2 separate regions of the Homo sapiens genome follow, and region 2 is linked to region 1. A link is a contact called in ENCODE Hi-C or POLR2A ChIA-PET data. All regions are on one chromosome and are shown on one strand. The core of a region is the stretch at or near the end of the contact, and the rest is flanking DNA. Distances in the headings are between cores, read along the strand shown.

Region 1 (4,634 bases), core at 1,507-4,006:
GCCAAGGTGGGCGGATCACCTGAGGTCGGGAGTTCGAAAACAGCCTGGCCAACATGGAGAAACCCCCGTCTCTACTAAAAATACAAAATTAGTTGGGCGTAGTGGCGCATGCCTGTAATCCCAGCTACTTGGGATGCTGAGGCAGGAGAATCGCTTGAACCCAGGAGGCGGAGGTTGCAGTGAGCCGAGATTGAGCTATTGCACTCCAGCCTGGGCAACAAGAGTGAAACTCCGACTCAAAAAAAAAAAAAAAAAAAAGCAACAAGACGGCTGAATTCCTGAAGGGAGGAGGGGCATCATGGGTGGTGACCCCACAGAGGCCCCCTGGTGTGGCCCCTGAGGCCCCTCAGACTGAAGAGGGCCTCCTGCAAGGGAGCTGGGTCCCCCGGGGGAGGGTGAATTCTGAGTCCCTGAACTGCAGGGCAAGCTGACCCAGAGCTCCAGCACTGCAAAGCCTCCCCCGGAAAGGGCTGTCTGGAGCGGCTGTGGCCAGCACAGTCACTCCTGGGGTGGGTGTGCACCTGGCTTTTGCATCATGGCTGACTGTGCTGGTGGCTTCACAGAAAGGGAGTTTGTGTGAGGATGCTCGGGTGCCTGCTGGGTGCTTGGCACTGGGGTCGGGGGGGCGGTGAATGGAGGCACCTGAGGGACACAGTCCCAGGTGGGAGCTGTCCCAGGTGGGAGCTGTTCCAGATAGGAGCTGCTGTCTCCCAGTCAGGTCCCAGGTTGGGGCTTGGCCAGGCCTGGGCTGGAGCGGGAGACCTTTCTAGCTGCCTCGGTCTGGCTGCCCACCCTGCACAGAGCCTGGGGCTCTGGCCTCTCTGTATCTCTCCTCTCCACTCTTCCTGGAGGGCACCGCTCTTATCTGACCTGCTCCCCCACAGTCTCCCTACATCTGGCCCAAAAATACACTTGGTGGCAGTCCCGCCATCACACTCAGGCTCGGGAGCTGGCGGCCCCTGGTCCGTGCTGCCTGCCACGCTGCTTTCCACGGCAGTGGTGGGAAAGGGAGGTTAGAACCCCATCTCCATGGCCAGAAGGCAGGAATTAGGGAAAAGGGGAGCCGTGAGGCTTCCAGGCCTGGGGTTGGAACAGAAGCTGCGCGGTGTGGGGCGATTTGGGCGCAGGACCCCGGGTGCTGGGAAGTGGGGAGCAGGACTGTGTCTGTTGCTCCAGAAAGCGCGAGGGATGCGATATAGGAAATTCGGGCGTCAGTTAGAGCCCGAGAGGGGTTCAGGGAGTCACTGACTTAGGCAGAGAGGAGCCCAGACGGGGTTCGAAGACCCTGGGGACGGACGCCCACCTGTCAGTCCTGGACTGTGGGGCACCCGTAGGCCGAGGGGCAGGAGGCTATGGCCCTGTCTCCTGGCTTGGGTCTAAACATCCCAAGGAGGTCAGACCGTAGAGTGGGGGCTGTGTGATCTTTCAAATGAGGGACGCCGCGTGTTACCAAAGGCCAGTGCTGAGGAGCTGGGCTGAAAGCTTGGGGAGTTCCCAGAACCAGCAGACTAGGAACGGGAGGAACCGTGTCGGGGGCTCTGCTCCGCTGGGCACTGACCCCCACCCCGCCCCCCGGTCTTGCAAGGGCTGGAGAAGGGTGAAAGGCAGAGGCGGGAGTCCGCACTTAGGGACCGGTCCGTTCCACACGCTGCTGACCAGGCTCCTGGGTGGCGCTCGCATGGAACATTCCGGAAACACCCATGGGAAGGTCCCAAGTTGGTTCCGAAAGGCCCTGACGGACGCGCAGGGGACGCTGAGCCTGTGATCCTCGCCTCACCCAGACGAGGCCGGGCTGCTTCTCACAGGAAAGTGCGTCTGGAGTCCGGGGACGGCCTCCTCCTGGGGCCTGTCCAGGTCGCCCTGGGCCTAAATTACAGGCGGGGAGAGGCCTGTCGGAGGAGCCCCCGCTCCAGACCCCTGGGGGACCCAGGGCGAGGTCGCCCCAGCGCCTCACGTCTGGGGGCTCCCCTTTGCCACGTCGCCAGAGCAAAATTCAAAATCTGCAGTTCTGGCAAATTTCCGGGGCCTCCCGGACACGAAAAGCAGCTGAAATCTCAGGACAATGTCATTGGATGCGGACCGAGAAGAAGCCGTTCGGAACCAGAGCTGCCCCGGATTCTCCCAGGCCTGGCTCGCCGGTGGGGGGACCCCGGTCCCTGGTTTGGGGGGGCAGGAACGGGCGGGCGCCCCTGGGGGCTTCTCATTTGTGTGTTGGTCTCGGCCTTGAAATGCAGCGGAGAAAATAAAAAATAAAATAAAAATAGGAGTCAGGTGTCAGAGTCGGGTCGGCCAGGCACTGAGGTTTGAAGGAATCGCAGAAGAAGCTCCTCTCACCCGGGTCCAGGCCGCGGGGGTTCTGCGGGAGGCGCCCCCGATTCTGCCCGCGGGACGCCGCGGCCTCGGAAGCCCCGGGAGCAGGCCCCGCCCCGCCCCCACCCTCCTCTCTCCCCAAGTCCTCCCGCCCCCCCAGCCCCGCCCCTCCCCCGCCCTGGGTGCTCCCCTGCCCCTCCCCCGGCCCTCCCCCGCCCCTCACCCGCTCCTGCCCCTCCTCTCTCCCCAGGTCCTCCCGCCCCCAGCCCCGCCCCTCCCCCGCCCTGGGTGCTCCCCTGCCCCTCCCCCGCTCCTGCCCCTCCTCTCTCCCCAAGTCCTCCCCGCCCCCAGCCGCCCCTCCCCCCGCCCTGCCCCCCCCCGCCCCCGCCTCCAGCCCCGCCCCTCTCCGCTCCCCGCCCCGCCCCCACGCGCCCGCGGTCCCGCCGGAAGGACTTAAGCGCCCCGGAGCCGGGAGGCGAACTTGGGACCCGCTGGCCTCGCTCGGTGCGCGCCTCCCTCCCCGCATGCAGCCCGCCGAGCGCTCGCGGGTCCCCAGGTGTGTGGCGCGGGGTGCGGGCGTCCCCGGCGGCTGCGGTCCCCGCGCGGGCCCGCGACCCCCCAGAGGAAACTTCGGGGACGCCGGCCTCCTTCTCTCGGTTTTGCAGGATCGACCCGTACGGATTCGAGCGGCCTGAGGACTTCGACGACGCCGCCTACGAGAAGTTTTTCTCCAGCTACCTGGTCACGCTCACCCGCAGGGCGATCAAATGGTCCCGGCTGCTGCAGGGCGGGGGCGTCCCCAGGAGCCGGACAGGTGGGTCCCGGGGGCGCAGGTGGGTCCCGAGGGCGCAGGTGGGTTGGGCTGGGACGGGCCGGGCAAAGTCCGGGCTCCCGGAGCGGAGGGAGGGGGAGGAACCTTTCCGGGCAGGTCGGGACGAAGCTGCGGGCTCCGAGCTAGGGCAGCCGCAGGGACCGGTTTTCCCGCTTTGAGATGGGCCGGCGGGTCGGACGCGAAGGAGACCCGTCCCTCCCAGCAGGGAGCCATATCGGGATGGATCAAAACTCGATCCATGCCGGGCGCGGTGGCTCACGCCTGTAATCCCAGCGCTTTGGGAGGCCGAGGCGGGCGGATCACGAGGTCAGGAGTTTGAGACCAGCCTGACCAACATGGTGAAACCCCGTCTCTACTAAAAATACAAAATTAGCCGGGCGTGGTGGCTCCTGCCTGTAGTCCCAGCTACTCTGGAGGCTGAGGCAGGAGAATCGCTTGAACCCAGTAGGCGGAGGTTGCAGTGAGCCGAGATTGCGCCATTGCACTCCAGCCTGGGCGACAGAGCGAGACTCCGTCCTTGTGACGGGACCCACAGGGCCCTGCTCGACCTGCCGCTCCTCCGCGACCCCAGGCCTCCTACTGCTGCGGTGAGCACCGGCCTGACCGCCCGCCCGCCTCGGGGTTAGCTGCAGGGCCCCCTCCTCCGGGGCGCCCCAGGCTTCCCTGTGCGGAGGGCACCTCCTCATTTCTGCCTTTCCCAGCACAGCCCCTGCTGGAGTCAAAAACCCTTCCTCCCTGCAACGGATTTTTCATTCACTGCTCAGTCCTCAGAACCTGGGGCAGTGCCAGGCGACTTCCCTGTGTGTTCAGTGAATGAATGAAGTGTCTGCCTGGGGTGAGGGCTTGGTGGGAGTGTGCCCTGGAGCTAGGAACTCAGAGAAGTGGGGTCAAAGGGGAGTCCTGGGGGCTTCCTGAGAAGGGGGATGTGAATGGCAGCTGGGCTTCCAGGGACCGAGCAGTAGGGACCTGGTGGGGAAGGACAGAGATGAAACCAGGGGCCCTGCACCTGGGCGGAGGGTCGGAGGTGTGTGGTGACCACGGCCAGGCACAGAGAAGCCAACTGTTAAAGGTTTTCCAGGCAGGGGGTGACAAGATCAACTTTTGCTTTTATTTATTTATTTGAGACAGGGTATCCCTCTGAGTGCAGTGGCACAATCACCACTCACTGTAGCCTTGACCTCCTGGGCTCCAGCCATCCTCCCCTCTCAGCCTCCCGCATAGCTGGGACCACTGGTGTGGCCACCACTCCTGGCTAATTTTTAAATTTTTTATAGAGATGGAAGTTAATATCCTATATGCTTCCCACGAATGCATCATGTCCCATCCCTGTGGCCTCTGCATGTTCACATGTTTCCAGTGGAACGTGTGTCTTTATTTTTCCTTTTCATTTATTCTTTTTGATTTATTTATTTTTGAGACAGAGTCTCACTCTGTCGCCCAGGCTGGAGTGCAGTGGTGCGATCTCAGCTGACTGCAACCTCCACCTCCTGGG
Region 2 (5,278 bases), core at 2,412-4,911, 220 kb before region 1:
TTCTCTTGTGTTCTCTCCAGAACCTTCCAGCCTCAGGTCTTGGATGTCCTTGTTTCTCCTCCTCCATGGTGACTACCAGGGCCTAGCTCCAGCTCCCTGCATCCTGTGGCCCCTCATGGCCCTCTACAGAGGCCCCAGGGCACTTAGAAGCTGGAGGCCTGCCTCCTTCAACCCAAGTGGCACAGCTTTCCCCCAGCATAAAGGCTTTTGACATACACCTGTGGTTTTACTGCAGTACCAGTGCTTTTAAAAACCTAACTGGTGGGCTGGGCACAGCGGCTCACGCCTGTAATCCCAGCACTTTGGGAGGCCGAGGTGGGTGGATCCCCTGAGGTCAGGAGTTCAAGACAAGCCTGGCCAACATGGTGAAACCCCGTGTCTACTAACAAAAAATTAGCTGGGTGTGGTGGCGCGCCTGTAATCCCAGCTATTTGGGAGGCTGAGGAGAAGAACTGCTTGAACCCAGGAGGCCAAGGTCACAGTGAGCTGAGGTCGCGCCATTGCACTCTAGCCTGGGCAACAAGCAAAACTCCGTCTCAAAAAACAAAAACAAAACACCTAACTGGTTATCGATGTTCCCTTCTGCAAAAGCTGCCAACATCATCTTTTCAAAACTCAAATGTCACACCTCTACTTAAAAGAGTTAGCTAGGCCGGGCGCGGTGGCTCACGCCTGTAAGGCGGGTGGATTGTTGAGGTCAGGAGCTCGAGCCCAGCCTGGGCAACATGGTGAAACCCCATCTCTACTAAAAATACAAAAAAATTTGCCAGGCATGGTGGCACATGCCTGTAATCCTAGCTTCTCGGGAGGCTGAGGCGAGAGGATTGCTTAAACCCAGGAGACAGAGGTTGCAGTGAGCCAAGATCGCGTCACTGCACTCCAGCTTGGGAGACAGAGTGAGACTCTGTCTCAAAAAAAAAAAAAAAAAAAAGAGCTAGCGAAAACATCAAATTCCTTGACTTGTTCACAACCTCACTTTCCATCCAGACCCAGCACTCCTGACCACTCCCAGGCTTTGAGCAGGGAAGGCCTCACCAGCTGCAGAATCCTACTCTCCTCCCAGCGCCAACCCCCAACTCAGATCACAACCCCTGAGTGCAAGGTGAGCCCCCAGCCCCTGTGCCTATGCAGTTCCTGACAAATGCTGCGTCTCAGGTGCCCACACTGGATGGAGCATTCAGGGTCCTGCAGAGCCGGACCACCTTTCCACACGCCCCCCACCCCCAGCCTCACACTACATGCTGCTCACAGACAGTGCCAGTGAAATCACGGGGGAATGAAAGAGGGCCCCGAAAACACCATCCATTATGTATCAAAGCGTGTTTGAGAACCATCTGAGGAAACCACACAGGAAACCACACAACACCAGAAGCGTGCTCTAACCGAGGCCCTGGGTCCAGCTCCTCACCATGAGGAGATGTAATGAACATGGCTTGCGCGCTGAGCACATGCCCACATCTGGCATTCTGAGTGCATGCCCGCACGAGGTCAGGGCATGGTACGGACAAGCACAGTGGAGAGGATAAAAGTAGTCTCGCAGCACAGCCAGATATGACTTCAAAAACTCACACTGGGTCCACCTGGGTGCTCACACACCCTCTCTAAAGGGGACCCCAGTGCTTGAAGGCAGGGATGCCGTGTGACATGCCTGGTCGCAGGTCAGGGAGGGCAGACACCCCAAAAGGCCTCGCAGGGACCACTGAAACCTCTGCGCCAACGGAGAGGGCTCCACACTCTGGACGCATTTTCGCTACAGATGTATCTCAGGCAGAGGCAGCATGTGCGGACTCTTTCCAACTCTGTGCGGTAAGTAGGTAAACACATCAACAGCACCTTTCACTCAGTTACAAAACGATGCACGGTGGGAAACACTAAAGAATCCAGCTGGTGTTTCAGTGACTGACATAACCAAGCACGGTAAAGAACCGCACACCAATAAAATAGACTAAATTTCTGGCTTTAAAAAATTTTCAAAATATTCTATAGTTTCATGACAACTGCAAAGCAGGCTAAGTAGCATTTTTTACCAGATTTCATAAATCAGGAAATCTCATCCTTCTGAGAAAAAAAGTGGCCAAAACAAGTCCTTAGCTCTTGGTCCACCCAAGTGGAATTAACTTCCTCTGTAGGAAGACAGGTGCCAGCAGGTGGCTACAGCCTGAGCCCTGAGCCTGGCCCCCGTCCAGCGTCTCATGTGGAAGCCCCCCAAGAAATGCAGGATTCGCTGCGGTGCTGCAACACCCTCCACCTCAATTTAATTAAGGCGTTTATTTAAAATTATCAATTAACACAGTCGGTAAAGATAAGGAAAAAGTCAGAAGGCACCACCCCATCACCACCCAACTGCAGTGTGGTATCCAAGGCCACAACTTGTGGGTGGTGACCGCAGCTTCAGAGATCAGATCCTTCCATCTTTCACCTTCATCCCGCTTCAGACGCTTTAAAAGTCTGAAAATAAACACTACTGTAGCTTATGTGTTGTCATTCTGAAATAAAGGCAGAGAACTACAAAGAATTTAGTGCGAGGCAAACATTCGTGTGCAGCATGAAGCAAACATACTTACATCTTTTGCCATGTTACCAGATCCGGGAAATCAATGCTACAAATGTTCACCTTCCCAGAGAAGAAAAATGATTTTTCTGGTAAAAAAAAAAAAAAAAGTAAGGAAAAACAAGAAATAAGTAAGAATGAAAAACGAAGTTTAAAAAATAACACATCTCAAAGGAAACGCGGACCTTCCTTCCCAAAGGCACCCTCCATCCTGAGAGCGGAGCTGGCCAAACCGACTCCCACACTCAGGATTTTCAGTCGCCTCGCCAGACGGAAATGCCCCCTGCGGAAAAGTGGCCCGCGGGCCCGCAGGGTCACCACCACTACCCCCAGGTCCCCGACGGCCCGCCCAGCGGCCGAGGGTGGGGCCGAGCCCCAGGAGCCAGGGCGCAGCGCCTCCCTCCCGCCGCTGCAGGGGGGTGCCCCACCACCCACCTGGGCACAGCCCCGGGGTCCCGGCGCAACGTGCAGGCTCGCGGCGTCCACCCCAGACCCCGGCGGCGCCCGCCCGGCTGACCGGTAACTCTGACAGGTGGGCTTCCGGGGTCCGCGCCGCGCGCCTGTCACTAGGCCTCGGGCCGCCTCCGCACGAGGCGCCTCCCGCGCGCGCCGGAACCGGGTCCCCGCGGGCCGCCGTGGGGCGGCCTCCCCTCCCCCGCCCTGCGCGCTCCGGCCGACCCTGGCCCCAGCCCCGGCCCCGGCCCCGGCCCCACCTCCAGCGTGGGGCGCGGACGCTGCTGTCGGCCGGGAGGGCCGGGCCCGGGACCCCCGCCCCGCGGTCACCTGGGGAGCCCCTACCAGCGCCGAGCGCGCGGGGTCCCCGAGGCACAGGAGCGCGCAGGGCGCGGGAGGGCGCGGGTCGGGGCCGCGCGGCGCCTACACGCGGCCGGGGCAAGGGATGGGGTGGCCGGGGGTCCCGCCCGCACCCCCGGCTCCCGCCCGCGGCTCCCGCGGCATCCCCTGCCCACCCGCACCTGGCTGCCCGGTCCGGCCGCGCGGGCGGGGACGCGGAGAGGGCGCGGTGCGGAGCGCGGGGCGGCGCGGAGAGGCGCGGGCTGGGGCCGGGCCGGGCGGTCCCGGCCGTGGCGGGGTCCCTGCCCTGGGCCGAGTGGCGCCGGGACGCGGGGCTCACCCTGGCCGAGCGTCGGGCCGGCGTGACGTGCGCGCGGCGCGGTGACGTGGGCGGCGGCGGGCCCGCTCCGCGCAGCGCGCCTGCGCGCCTTTTCGCGCCTTCGGCGCCCTCCTCCTCCTCTTCTGCTGCTCCTCGGTCTCCCGCTCCTCCCGCCAGTGCTGCGCGCCCTGGGAGAGCGGGGAGGGGCTGTGCGCGCGTGTCCGTGTGTGCGCGTGCGCGTGCGGAGATGTAGCTGGGGCCTGCGCCGGGACGGGCAGTGCGCGCGCGCGGCGTGCGCTCGGCGGCCAAGGGACTGTGTTTGTGCGCGCCTCTGACTGTGTGTGTCCGGAGAGAGAGGTGGCCGGCTGTGTGCAAGAGTGTGTGTGCACATGGGGGAGCGGGGCCGGCTATGTGCACGAGTGTGTGTGCATGTGGGGGAGCGGGAGCTGGTGTGTGCACGTGGGGGAGCGGGGCCGGCTGTGTGCAAGAGTGTGTGTGCACGTGGGGGAGCAGGGACTAGTGTGTGCACTAGTGCATGTGCACGTGAGGGAGCGGGGACTGGTGTGTGCACTAGTGTGTGTGCATGTGAGGGAGCGGGGACTGGTGTGTGCACTCGTGTGTGTGCATGTGAGGGAGCGGGGACTGGTGTGTGCACTCGTGTGTGTGCATGTGAGGGAGCGGGGACTGGTGTGTGCACTCGTGTGTGTGCATGTGAGGGAGCGGGGACTGGTGTGTGCACTCGTGTGTGTGCATGTGAGGGAGCGGGGACTGGTGTGTGCACTCGTGTGTGTGCATGTGAGGGAGCGGGGACTGGTGTGTGCACTAGTGTGTGCATGTGAGGGAGCGGGGACTGGTGTGTGCACTAGTGTGTGCATGTGAGGGAGCGGGGACTGGTGTGTGCACTAGTGTGTGCATGTGAGGGAGCGGGGACTGGTGTGTGCACTCGTGTGTGTGCATGTGAGGGAGCGGGGACTGGTGTGTGCACTAGTGTGTGTGCATGTGAGGGAGCGGGGACTGGTGTGTGCACTAGTGTGTGTGCATGTGAGGGAGCGGGGACTGGTGTGTGCACTAGTGTGTGTGCACATGGGGCAGCAGGTAGGGGGCCGGGTATGTCAGGATGTGTGTTTGTGTGCAGGGAGCAGAGAGTGCCGGCTGTGTGCGCGAGTGTGGGGGGGGGAGCAGGGACTAGTGTGTGCAGGAGTGTGTGTGCACTTGGAAGAGCGGGGCCGGGTGTGTGCTTGAGTGTGTGTGCTCAAAGAGGAGAGCCAGCTGTGTGTGCGCCTGTATGCACGGAGGAGAGGGGGCCGCTTGTGTGCACGAGTGTGTGTGCACATAAAGGGCCGACTGTGTGTGGGGCTGTGCATGTATGGAGAGCAGGTGTGTGCATAGACGTGTGTATGTGGACACACGGAGGAGAGCAGGTGTGTGTGCGTGCGTGGCACAGAGGCCTCTGCCTCTGCTGGACCCGGTGGCCTCCAAGCCCACGACGGGCCTCCGCCCAGATTCCCAACAATTCTGGGCGTCCTCGGTGCCCACCGGACGCAGCCTGGCCCGGGACTCGGGAGGGAAAGCAGGGACAGGAAAACTCCAGAAACAGTTTCATTGCATGGTGAGCC

Evidence for each region. Hi-C counts contacts between places; a loop is a spot of excess contacts on that map. ChIA-PET counts read pairs that join two places held with the same protein, here RNA polymerase II (POLR2A). Pooled maps may share reads with other maps.
Region 2: a loop to region 1 is called in a map of dorsolateral prefrontal cortex, with 6 times the contacts of the local background. The contact joins the promoter of TFDP1 here to the promoter of GRTP1 in region 1. A Hi-C loop is called at or near these places in 1 of 168 maps with a recorded cell type or tissue (dorsolateral prefrontal cortex) and 1 of 50 pooled maps. POLR2A ChIA-PET finds 5 or more read pairs at or near these places in 1 of 52 experiments (WTC11).

The regions. Positions count from the first base shown.
Region 1 is chr13:113,362,252-113,366,885 of GRCh38, reverse strand. GRTP1 (growth hormone regulated TBC protein 1) reads left to right here and starts at 2,756. Exons shown (of 8, transcript NM_024719.4): 1 at 2,756-2,866; 2 at 2,976-3,124. The coding sequence starts at 2,835. RefSeq lists enhancers at 503-1,196, 1,197-1,890 and a silencer at 2,878-3,172.
Region 2 is chr13:113,583,136-113,588,413 of GRCh38, reverse strand. TFDP1 (transcription factor Dp-1) reads right to left here and starts at 3,661. Exons shown (of 12, transcript NM_007111.5): 1 at 3,526-3,661; 2 at 2,565-2,640. The coding sequence starts at 2,576. RefSeq lists enhancers at 1,289-1,889, 3,867-4,838, 4,839-5,278 and silencers at 2,829-3,198, 3,569-3,898.